Linked DNA regions of Homo sapiens: region 1 is linked to region 2. Evidence: chromatin loops called from intact Hi-C (ENCODE). Cell type or tissue: PC-9. All regions are shown on one strand. Links, peaks and the distances in the headings refer to the core of each region. The heading gives the core; the rest is flanking DNA. Region 1 has its middle 85 kb from the start of MIR466. Region 2 has its middle 130 kb from the start of MIR466.

Region 1 (5,378 bases), core at 91-5,090, 210 kb before region 2:
GTGTCCCAGCTCCCTCCTGCTGGCATTAAATTAAACCACTCAGAATGAAAACCTTGAAAAATTAAATAAAAAGCTTTCAGTTTTTGGAATGTTTATATGGATAGATGTTTTTGGAAAGAAAAGGACATTTTAATATACTTGCAGATAATTAGCTCCAACAGGAAACTCAAGAGTTTCAAAGTCATGATTTTGGCAAAAAGAATTGAAACACATGGAATGGAAATCTAAATTATAATATTCTAGAGTAGTTAGATAATTGTGTAAGTGTGTTAGGAGGAGGAGAGTCACTTTCTAATTAGTAGAAAACTTCTAAGAATTCTATGGCACACTGACTAAGCATTTTTAAAGAAAAAGTCCAACTGAAATCAAGAGCATAGGCAGTTAAGATTTTTTTTAACTCTAAGGGGATTATAATCAGGCAACTCAGAGAGTTATATTCTAGAGAAAAGAAGGCAGCCCCTTTACAGTGCCTCTGACAAGGAAGCCAATCAGCTCACTGCCTTCTGTATAAGCCAGGTATCTTCGTTTGCATTCTCCAGAGGCAGAGCCTGAAGCAGGGGTTCTTGTGCATGTGACTTAATGAGAGTGTGCTCTCAGATAAAACTCGTAGGGGAGTAAGGGAAGCAGGGTAAGGCATACTAAAAAAAAAAAAAAAAGGCAAGGTAAAAATGTTTTGCATGGAACCTAGTCTCACCCATCCTAGGGTAAGCTCTGGAGTTGTCCTGCCCAGAAGCAAGGGAGTTTGGGCTCTTGTACCCTTGGTAACAGTCAGTCATTGGCCACAGGCTGCCTGGTGGAGGTAGGTAGGATGGGACGTGTAACCACCTAATGTCACTGGGTATGGCAGTGTTAGCCAAAGAGAGAGCCTCTCTGGAGAAGGGAGTAGCTGCTGGCAACCAACACCCACAGTAGCTGGGGGTGAGCACACCAGCCTAGTAAAGAGATGGTGGGGGGAGTGTTCCATAAGCATCTGTTACACTAGGTTACCTCAAAACCTTGATGTCCCGGAGGAAATCCCACTGCAAGATGGCTTGCTCTGCTGGCTTACACATGCCTCCATGTTCAGTAGTTTTTCAGTAATTTTCTAAAGAAGAAAACCTAATCCTCAAACCACTCCTTCTATATTTACCCAATGCTGGTGCCTGACTAAAAGAAAATTATTTGTTTCTCATTTGCAACTTAATGTTTTGGCCTTTATTAAAAGATGTGCATCTCATCCTCTCCAAACTTTCCATCCTTCCTGCAGAAAACTCACCCAGGCTACTGCATACTCTAGGGTTTTGGTCTCAGTGGATGGAATCTTGTTTTGAAGAAGCCAAATATGATGGATTACTGAAATCTGTTGTTCCCCCAGCTCAGCTGAGGGACTAAGTCCCTGAGAACAGAGATAAGCAGTCTTTTCAGGGTTTTGCCATTTTGATACTGAGGAGATTTAGGAGAGGCCTTTCCAGCATTTGGGGATATCTGTTAAGTATCAGAAATCACAGAACTTGGTCCTGTGGGAGACTTTGGTCACAGAAGGTCAAACTGAGAAGTTCCAGCACCCTGGTCATCTCTGATGAAATCTGAGGAAATCCACGGATTTGTCCACACGCACCCTGCCTCCCTTGAAGCCCTGCAATGGGCAGTAGGAGGGCCTGTGGGAAACACTGCCATTGCAGGTAAGAGGCTGCAACAGAGGGCCCCACCAGCTCGCCTCAGAATTACTCCTTGGATTATAAGAAAGCCTCGGGCACGCCCACAAAGTTCAAAAAAAGTGCCACCTGGGACTTCCTAGTCAGTTCAGAGCTCTTTTCAAACTAAATGACCACTCTGAACTGCTGCATTTTGAATCCACCAGCTGCAGAATCAACCAGCACTGACTTCAGAAGAGACTGAAAGGGGACGGGGTGCATCCCCTTTGCCACCGTTCCCCTGCAAGACAATTGTTCCTATTTAGCTCAGGCCTGTCAGTTAGAATTCACACCTCTATCCTCCCCACTGAGCCCCTGGACTGGGGTGAGAGCTCTGTGTTCAGAGAATCATTTTCATGGGCAGGAGCGTGAAAAGCAGGATGGTGGGTGGTGACTTTTGTTTGAAATGAATTGTGTCTGGGAGTCTTTTGAAGAGCAAAAAATAGACCTATTTATTGACCTAAAGCCATCCATGAAATGGGATATGATCTCTGGCACAAAGAATAGAATAGAAACTCCCCAATATTGTAGCTATCTAGAGATGAAAAAATTGTCTGGAGCTAAGACTTTATTTCTTCATCCGCATTCCTGATGCTGGGCTTCCTGCAGAATGCTGAACAGTATTATCTGTTTCTGGGCCTCAAATAAAGATAGAGAAAGAAAACGAGAGAGGGTGGGGTGGGGAGATCTAGCTAGCTACATTGATCTACAGATATACTTTAATAGTCCTCTTTACTTACAGACACTCTGAGACATGGTCAGACAGTTCACCTCACCTTGTTAATAGTAATTGGCATAAATGCTTCTTGAACTTTTGGCTAAGAGCAAGTGTAATGCCTGCTCTTACCAGTTTAATAATAATTGGCATCATTTTCTGAGCACTTATATAGGTGCCACATACTGTGACAACATTTATGCATATTATCTCATTAAATTCTTAAAACACTACATTTTAAAAAACCGATTAACTATAGCCACATTAAAAAAAAAAAAAAAGGAAAAGAAAACTGAGGCTCAAAACATTACTAAGCTTGCTTAAGGCCACATACCCAGGAAACTATATTAAAATTTGAACCCTGCTCGGCCTGAGCCCAATGCCTGAGTTCTTAACCACAGTGTCATTTAATTAAAGAAAAGTACACTCTAGAGAGTAACCATTCAACAGGCACTCGGGGTGGCCTTGGAAAGGAAAAGAAACACAATGAGACACTGAATGCACTTTAATATTTGAGAGAATTGGTTTCTCTTAAATGTGTCAGCCTATCATCCATGTTGTTCACAGCTTGAATCATAGGGTGGTTGTAGGTTGAGGGGAGCAGTCACCATTGACTCATCTCTGTCCTTCATCCTTTGTAGCTAGTCACCTACTAAATCCAGTGGATTCACCTTTGAAATGACTCATAACCACTCTTTCTTACTATATTTTTTCCTCCACTTTGAGCTCAGCCTTCATCTCTTCCTATTCAGATAACATCAACATTCTCCCCACTGGCTGGTCTGACTCAGCTCTCTCCTCATCCTGTCGGACTGCCCACTGCCAAACATGGTATCCTAAAATAGTGCGTCCAACATTTCACTATCCTGCTCAAACATCTGTGATTGCTCTCTAGTCTTTGTTGGCCTAAGTTCTGTTTTCTGCTTTATAGTCTGTCTTTCTCTCCCAGAACAAATGTCCATCCCCAGTCTGTACCCTTTTTCATCATCTGCCTTCCTTTTGCACCTGGCCACCCTTATCTGTATTATCCTCCCTCCCTCACATTGTTACCTAAATCATATCCAAATGTCAAGGTCAAGTCTCACTACACCCATGAAGGTTGTACTTTAAACCAAACCACTCAGTCCTTAACTTTTCTATAGATAAGAGGGGTATTCCAGTTTGGATTACTGACAAGAGGAAAGGCCCAGACAAGTATCTGAATGTAGAGATGTTATTTGGAAGTTACAGGAAGATATGATAGGGTGGTGGGGAAGAGGGACAAGATGGGAAAGGCAGCCAATAAAAGGTGCATTTTCAAGCCAGTTACCGCTGTGGACAACTGGAACTTAGTCCTGTGGGGAACAGGGGAGCCAGTATAGGATACACACTTCAATTATCTCATTCAAGGGGTGATGGGGTTGGAGTATGGATACACTGACTAATCATCAGTCATTGCTAGAGGGCTGCTCCCAGGGGGCATTCACTCCTCAGCACTTCTGTCCTACTAGCAAAACAAGCTCCAGTGGCAAAAGAAAGCCCCAGTCAAAAGAAATACTGGTGTTGGAAGTTGGCAATCAGATGGAGCAGACTGAGATGGTAGGAGCAATGGGATATATGAGTGGGACCTGGCAGCATCTGCTACAATAACCAGATAGTTTATTACCCAAACCCAGGCACTTTTGAGAGTGAAAAGAAATACTATTAATAATTATTGTGACAAAAAAATCAAGATGGTCCTAGGCAAATTAGTATGTATGGTATTGCATTTATAACAGTGAGTTTTATATCCGATTCTCCCCATCTCCACTCAGATGATATGATCCTTTAGGGTATGTTCAGTGTGGTCCAGCTACATGTGCCTTATTGAAGCCAGTACAGTGCTTAAGACAGCAGATGTTCAGAAAATACTGGATGGCTGGACATTGGATGAAGTAGCCACCAAAAATTCAAATTATGTTACTATTCAAAAAGCACAGCCTTTAAAGTCAGACAGTCCTGAGTTGAAACCCAAACCCCACTGACTTATTGTTAAACTGAGATGTAGATATGGCACATCTCTGAACTGTGTTTCCTTATCTTTAAAGTGGAGATGAAAATAATATATTCCTGTAGAGTTATCAAAGATCAGAGATGAGCTATAAGATAGTAGCTCTTAATATCCAGTAAATCAAACTATAGTAAATTAAAATATAGTCATTATTATTGCAAAAGCTATTTTTTAAAAAATGATACTATTGATGTCATCTTGCTCATTATTACCTCAGTCACATGCTGTAACTGGTACTTTGTCTCATCCCAGCATTTTGTTTTCTTCTCTGTGACTGTAGATGTTTTCACATAGCAGCAGGATTGAGCTTTCATAAATTGCACTTCCATTTGTGGAGACAAGGACCCTGGAATTGACTGGGCCATTCTCTAAGTCAGAGATGAAGAAGAATTTGGAAAAGGGAAAATATTTCCTGCAAAGAATTTGAGAGAATAAGACATGGCATGAGCGATTACCTGGACTGCCCAAAATCAGAATCTCCAGATTAAGCGTCACTGTTTCTCACCGTCTAAGAGGCTATGAATTAAGAGAAAAGCCACAGTAGAAAGATACCTGACTTTTCAAAAGGAGAATTCTGACACCTCGAAAGTAAACAAGTATTACTTAAGCTGCTGAGATGTCTTCCTAGCTTATCTCCATCACCATTACTTTTGATGTCCACTCAAAATTTTCTTTGTATTCACAGGATCACAGGAAAATAGAACAGATCTTACAGGTCCAATTACTAGTTCATATTGCAATGAAGCCTAAAAACACCATATTAACCCTGTATTGAGAGATAAGCAAGGGACAAATATGAGATGAAAATGGAGATGCATATCCTCTCACCCTCCCTTCTTACAACCTGCGTAGCCTGCTATCATACCCACTATGTCAGGGACCTTTATGATTTCTTTTAATGCATTTATTTTATCAATATAATACATACATGTCATAAAAAGTTAAGAGATAATGGTACTAA
Region 2 (5,378 bases), core at 180-5,179:
TAATGTGGGTGGGTCTCATCAAATCAGCTGAAGGCTTGAACAGAACAAGAAAACGACATTCCCAGGGCAGGAAGAAATTCTGCCAGTAGATTGCCTTTGGACTTGAATGGCAACTTCAGCTCTTTTCTGAGTCTCCAGCCTGCTAGTCTACCCTGGATCTTTTGGAGTTGCCAGTCTATAATCAGGTGAGCCAATTCCTTACACTCCGTCATTCATAGAGAGAGAGAGAGAGAGAGAGAGAGAGAGAGAGAGAGATAGATAGACAGACAGACAGACAGACAGACACATAAATACACACACACACACACACATACATCCTATTGGTTCTGTTTCTCTGGAGAACCCTGACTAATAAAATGGGCAATTAGAAAATAGCTGTATTCTTTTCCTCAACCCTGCACATTCAAACTACTCCAAGGGTCTGATTCATCCTGTACCTTGGGGTAAACTTGGGTGAACCCCTGGATATTTGTGCAAATATTTATTTTCACATAATAAAAAATTATCTGATTACTTCCTCTTTATTTTCACATAATAAAAAATTCTCTGATTACAATCACAAAACAGGCTAACTTCCATTTTGTGTTGACTCCCCTATAATAAAAAAAACTCCAAATGTCACCTAAAACTCCAGTTCCTCTCCTCCTTCCAGGCCTGCTGCAGTGTGTGGGGGCTGTGGGTGGCTTTGTCTCTGTCTTCCTGGTCTAGCTCTTCTAACCTCCTCCCCCACTCCCGGGGGGGACCCCCTGCTCCTCCAGGTGTGGTATGGCAGGGAGAGCAAGGAGAGGTCAGGTGCAGGAAAAATGTTACCTGAGAGGCCCTGACATTATAGGGGCCTCAGTTTCTACTCCATGGCAGCTATTTAAGATGATTTTTCTCGTAGGTAAGTTCATGGATTCTTCAGAGACACCACTACCCCTACCCCAGACCATCACTGGGATTTTTTTACCTGTTTTTTTCCTTAATAAGGACAGTGTCACCTCCTCCCAGCCTCCTACGGTTCCCCTGGCTTCCAGCAGGCCACTCCACGCAGACTCTCTCTTCCCACCAGCCCTCTTCCCAGGTAACCTTTAATTTGGTTCCCTCTCCCATGTGTCCTGAATAAGCAGAAGACAGAGCTGATTCATTCCCTTAGAGAGTGAACCAGTGTTAGTCTCTCCCCTTTGGGTTTCTGCAGTTGAGGTTCTGAAGGAAGGACACATATTTCTAGGCACTGTCTCTTGGGTGGTTCTCAGACAGGGTTTGCACCTCCTTTGCAGGTCCTGCTTAGGTAGCATGGCTAGCCCTCCACTCTGGAATGCCAGAGTAGGTGGCTCCTAGCTGCCTTATTTTTACATACTTTGGTACAGCCTCCAGACACAAGAAGGTAATCTGTTTTACAGGTGTCAAAAGTTAAGTCTCAGAAAAATTAACTAAATTTTTTAAGATCACACCACCAGTCTATGGCAGAACTGTCCCTCTCCAGCTCAAGCTCTTGGCATCCTATTACAGCTATCTAAATAAAAAAGGCTTTTAAAGAGAATTGGCGGTAAAACAGACCCCCATTCCCTCCCAAGGCATTCCCTTAGTTCATTGCTCCAAAGTATGGCGGTCATGGTGTGTTCTCTTCCTCACCACATAGTCAACCCCGACTTGGGGACGGGCTAGGTGGAGCCCTGGGCCAGCCGATCTCCAGCACAGACCAGACCCCTAAGGCCTAAACTGTCCCTGCTTATCTCAGAATGGGGGATTACATATTCTACACGCCTGGTTCTCCTGACAGATGTGAGGAAAGCACACCGTAAGCACTGAACATCAGTACGTGTCTATAAAAGTCATTATAAACATCACGAGGCATGAGAGAAAAAGCATCTCTATTTACAGTGTAGGAAAGAGGAAAGAACAAAAACAACAACAACAAACCCTTCCAAGAATTTGCTTAATCACACTTCTGTATGGGAGGAAAACATTACCTGTAAATCTTTCCTGTGTGGTTGATAGGAGCTGATGGATCTTCCCTTGCAGATGGATGTTTATAACTCCCTCTTGGCTGCAAGACAGAGCAGGGCCTTGCATTCCTGTGCCTGCCCGCTGGGAAGCACATCAAAGCAGCTTTGTTTAAACTGGGACACACCCGCCCGACAGACCCTACGCCTTGCCCTTTTGGATCTTCTTACTTTTTTGGTGGAATCTGCAGTAAGCTCTGTGGCTGACCCCAGAGGTCACCCCACAAGCACTTTCCTGTTTGAAACTTGTTCCACCGGCCGCATTTCCACCGGCTCTGAGTCATTATCCTCCAGCCCTGACATCTACACTCCCATTAGATGAAAGGGCCTTACTATCTTCTACCATCCTGAACACAAAGGCAGCAGGGCTTTTTGTTGTTGTTTAGATTTGCTTCCCGTTTTTAAAAATAAAAACCTATGTTGCACATTTTTCTTACTATAAAAGCAATACATGTTTGTCATAAAAATATTCAAACAGCACAGAGAGGCAGAATGGAAAAATAAAAAGTGCCCTTTATTACAACAAACAAAGAGTAAGCACGTGCCAGCATGTTGGAATACATCTTTCTAGACTTTTTTCTCTGCAGAGATCTATCTGTTTAGGGTTGCAAAAGGAGATCACACTGAACATCCTAGTAATAAACTTGCTTTTTTCATTTGCCACTACGTTGAGAACGATTTTCCATGTCATTAAATATCTGCAAGATTTTTTTTTTCTATTTTGTAATATGAACAAAATTTGGTAGTTTTGCCTGAATAAAAGCAATTTTCCCTTAAAATATTATACCCTTTGCTCCAGCCATTGTTCTTCTGGAGGCCTTGCAGGAATCCCATGGGTCAATCAGAAGAGTGCACACTTGATTCTTTCCATTTGAAAACCAGGGACATGGCTAACATTTTCTCTAAACAGCTCCTTCCTAAGAGTTATGACTGTAACTGGTTTGGAGAGCTTCTTAACACTCCAACACAAATATGTTCCCATCTCTTTAATGTCTTCACGTCAAATTAGAAGAGGCCCAAGCCCTCGTCGCCAGGCCCCCTGCCTACCCCTACTACCATACAGGAAATGAAGCATGTTATCATCCCTCTTGGGAAACTGCCTCTCTGTGAACTCTACAAAACATGAGCCTTGAGGTCACAAACCTTAGAAGAAAAGGGTCAGCCCACCTCCCCCACTGACACCGAGAGCACTGGAGTCTTCCCTGCCAACTCCTGCCTCTGCTGTCTCTGCTTCTCACAGTGGGCTTTTGGTGTTTCAGGACCAACAGACTGTAAAGACCAAAGGAAAACTTCTCCTTCTCCCTTTGAAGATTTGCTGAAAAGAGGAAGATTAATAGGAGAAAAGGCATACAAATGTATTTGATGATAGTTTCACGTGACACAGGAGCCTTCAGAATGAAGACCCAAAGATACAGAAGAAATGGTCCATTTTTACACTGAGGTTTAACGAAATATGGACAGCCGTGTCGAAATATGACTGGACAAAAAGGGTGTGATCTAATGCTAAGAACCCGAGAAGGAAACCTAGCAAGGCCTGTCTGTCTAGATTCTTCTTGGCCTCTCTGAGCATGTGGGTTTTGTTTTGTTTTGTTTTGTTTTGTTTTGTTTTGTTTTGTTTTGTTCCAATCTGGGTATGGGGCAGGACCTTCTAGAATGGAGGTCTTATGGCCTACAGTCAAACAAGACAGGTCAGATCATTTTTTTTTATGGCCAGTTTTTACACAGAAAGGCAAAGGGAAAGTTAGAGTGATATTTTTAGATTTTACGGCTGGACTTGGAGTAAAGGGGTTCTGGCTTCTATGACCCACGTTGGGGAAGAGGGATTCTAGTTTCTATGGCAGCCTCAGGGGAGAATGGGACTGAGAGACAGGAGAAAGTCAGAGGAAAACTTTTGCTTCTGAGGTTGCTTCTGAGCCCATGATTTGGAGTAGTGTTTTCTGAGTCAGAACAAGACACTGCTGGCTATTGGTGGTGAAGCCCAGCCCAGGTATGGTCCAGCTCCAAGTACAGCAGCCACCATCCTGTGGAGAACGATGCCTCCACTCTCTCCACCGCCACCCCAGCACCAGCTGCCCTTGGCTTGTTGTCCAAGTCCTCAGCCCCTCCACTCCTATAGAAAGCCATTTCTTCCATGGCTTCAGCCAGGGGAACCAAATCAGAAATGAGTTCAGGAGCTCATCACTTGTTGACCAGAATCATTATTTATTCCATTTTCTTCCCCCAAGCATTCGTAGCCACACACCTGGAATTCATCATCTCCATTTCAGCACAGAAGTACAAAAGATTTACTCCATTCCTTTTCTGCTCAATAAGGACACCTGGGGAGTAATTGAAGGATTCAGACCCTGAAAACAAAGAATGCCACAGGCAGCTTTGCCTCTTTGACCCTGAAATATGAACAGTTACTGGCTTTCTGCTTTCTAAACAATCGAGAATGCTGACACCTAAGGAGAGACCAGACTCTCCAAGAGTCAGTCTGGGGAAAAAAAGGATCTTAACTCATGATAAGGCAGAAATCATTCCTCTACCTCAACTTATATGCTCAAAACACAAGCAAGGAAATAGCTTAATGTTTCTTGCTAAAGAAGTAAAAAACAAAATCCTTGCTAAATGTTAAGTGGGTTACCTTGCTATATAACAAAAATTAATCTTCAAGAGACCACTCCCTTTATTTTTAAATAAGCAATTACTGACTGTTTTTAAAGAAACAATCTGATGCCCTAAAAAGTCCCCAAGTTTGCAGTCAGAGAAACTAAAGTTTTCTTTTTCTACCACTAATCATCCATGTGACCTAGGGCAAAGTGTTCAAACTCTCTGAAACTCAATTTCCCTCTCTGCCTAAAACTGGACTTGCTCCTGGACCCTTAATACCCAAAGTCCACTAATCAAGAGGCCCTGCTTCTCCAGATGGTGCTTAAAAGTTCACTACCAATATTTGCCAGGGCAACTTATTTTTCTTTGCATTTTTATTCTATAATTGTCAGGGGAAAAACATGAAAACAATACAAATACTATAATCTACCAATTGTATGACTTTGAGCAAGCCGTTTAGCCTCTGAAATTCACTTTCCTCATTCATAATAATTACCAACACAGATTAGATAGAGCAGGCACTGGTCTAAATGTTTATGTCTATTAACTCATTTAAAGTTAAAAACTGCAACCGTATAAGGTAGGTGCTATTATTATCACTTTTACAGGTAAAGAAACTGGACAAAACAGGTAAAGTGGGTTTTCCAAGGTCACACAGCTAAGAGCCGCAGAGCTAATGTTCAAATCCAGACACTTTGGCTCCAGAGTCCACATTCTTAAACGTATGCCACATCACCTCTGACTTTGAGAATATGGAATGATGAGTTAGGCTTACCTCATAGGATTGTTGAAAGGATTCAT

What was found. A loop is a pair of places that touch in the nucleus more often than their neighbours do. Peaks named below come from ENCODE experiments on the same cell type or tissue, not always from the same donor. Only the 100,000 strongest peaks of a DNase experiment are listed, where the experiment ranks them.
Region 1: a loop joins it to region 2, with 4 times the contacts of the local background. A loop is called at or near these places in 1 of 110 quality-filtered maps.

Annotation. Positions count from the first base shown.
Region 1 is chr3:31,074,221-31,079,598 of GRCh38, forward strand. No RefSeq gene overlaps it. Among named protein-coding and RNA genes, the nearest start is that of MIR466, 85 kb to the right of the region's middle. RefSeq lists a silencer at 1,294-1,494. In PC-9, for the core only: no CTCF peak of the experiment used is centred there; a DNase peak (open chromatin) is centred at 3,081; H3K27ac peaks cover 1,297 bases.
Region 2 is chr3:31,286,715-31,292,092 of GRCh38, forward strand. No RefSeq gene overlaps it. Among named protein-coding and RNA genes, the nearest start is that of MIR466, 130 kb to the left of the region's middle. In PC-9, for the core only: no CTCF peak of the experiment used is centred there; DNase peaks (open chromatin) are centred at 2,167 and 3,577; H3K4me3 peaks cover 428 bases; H3K27ac peaks cover 2,743 bases.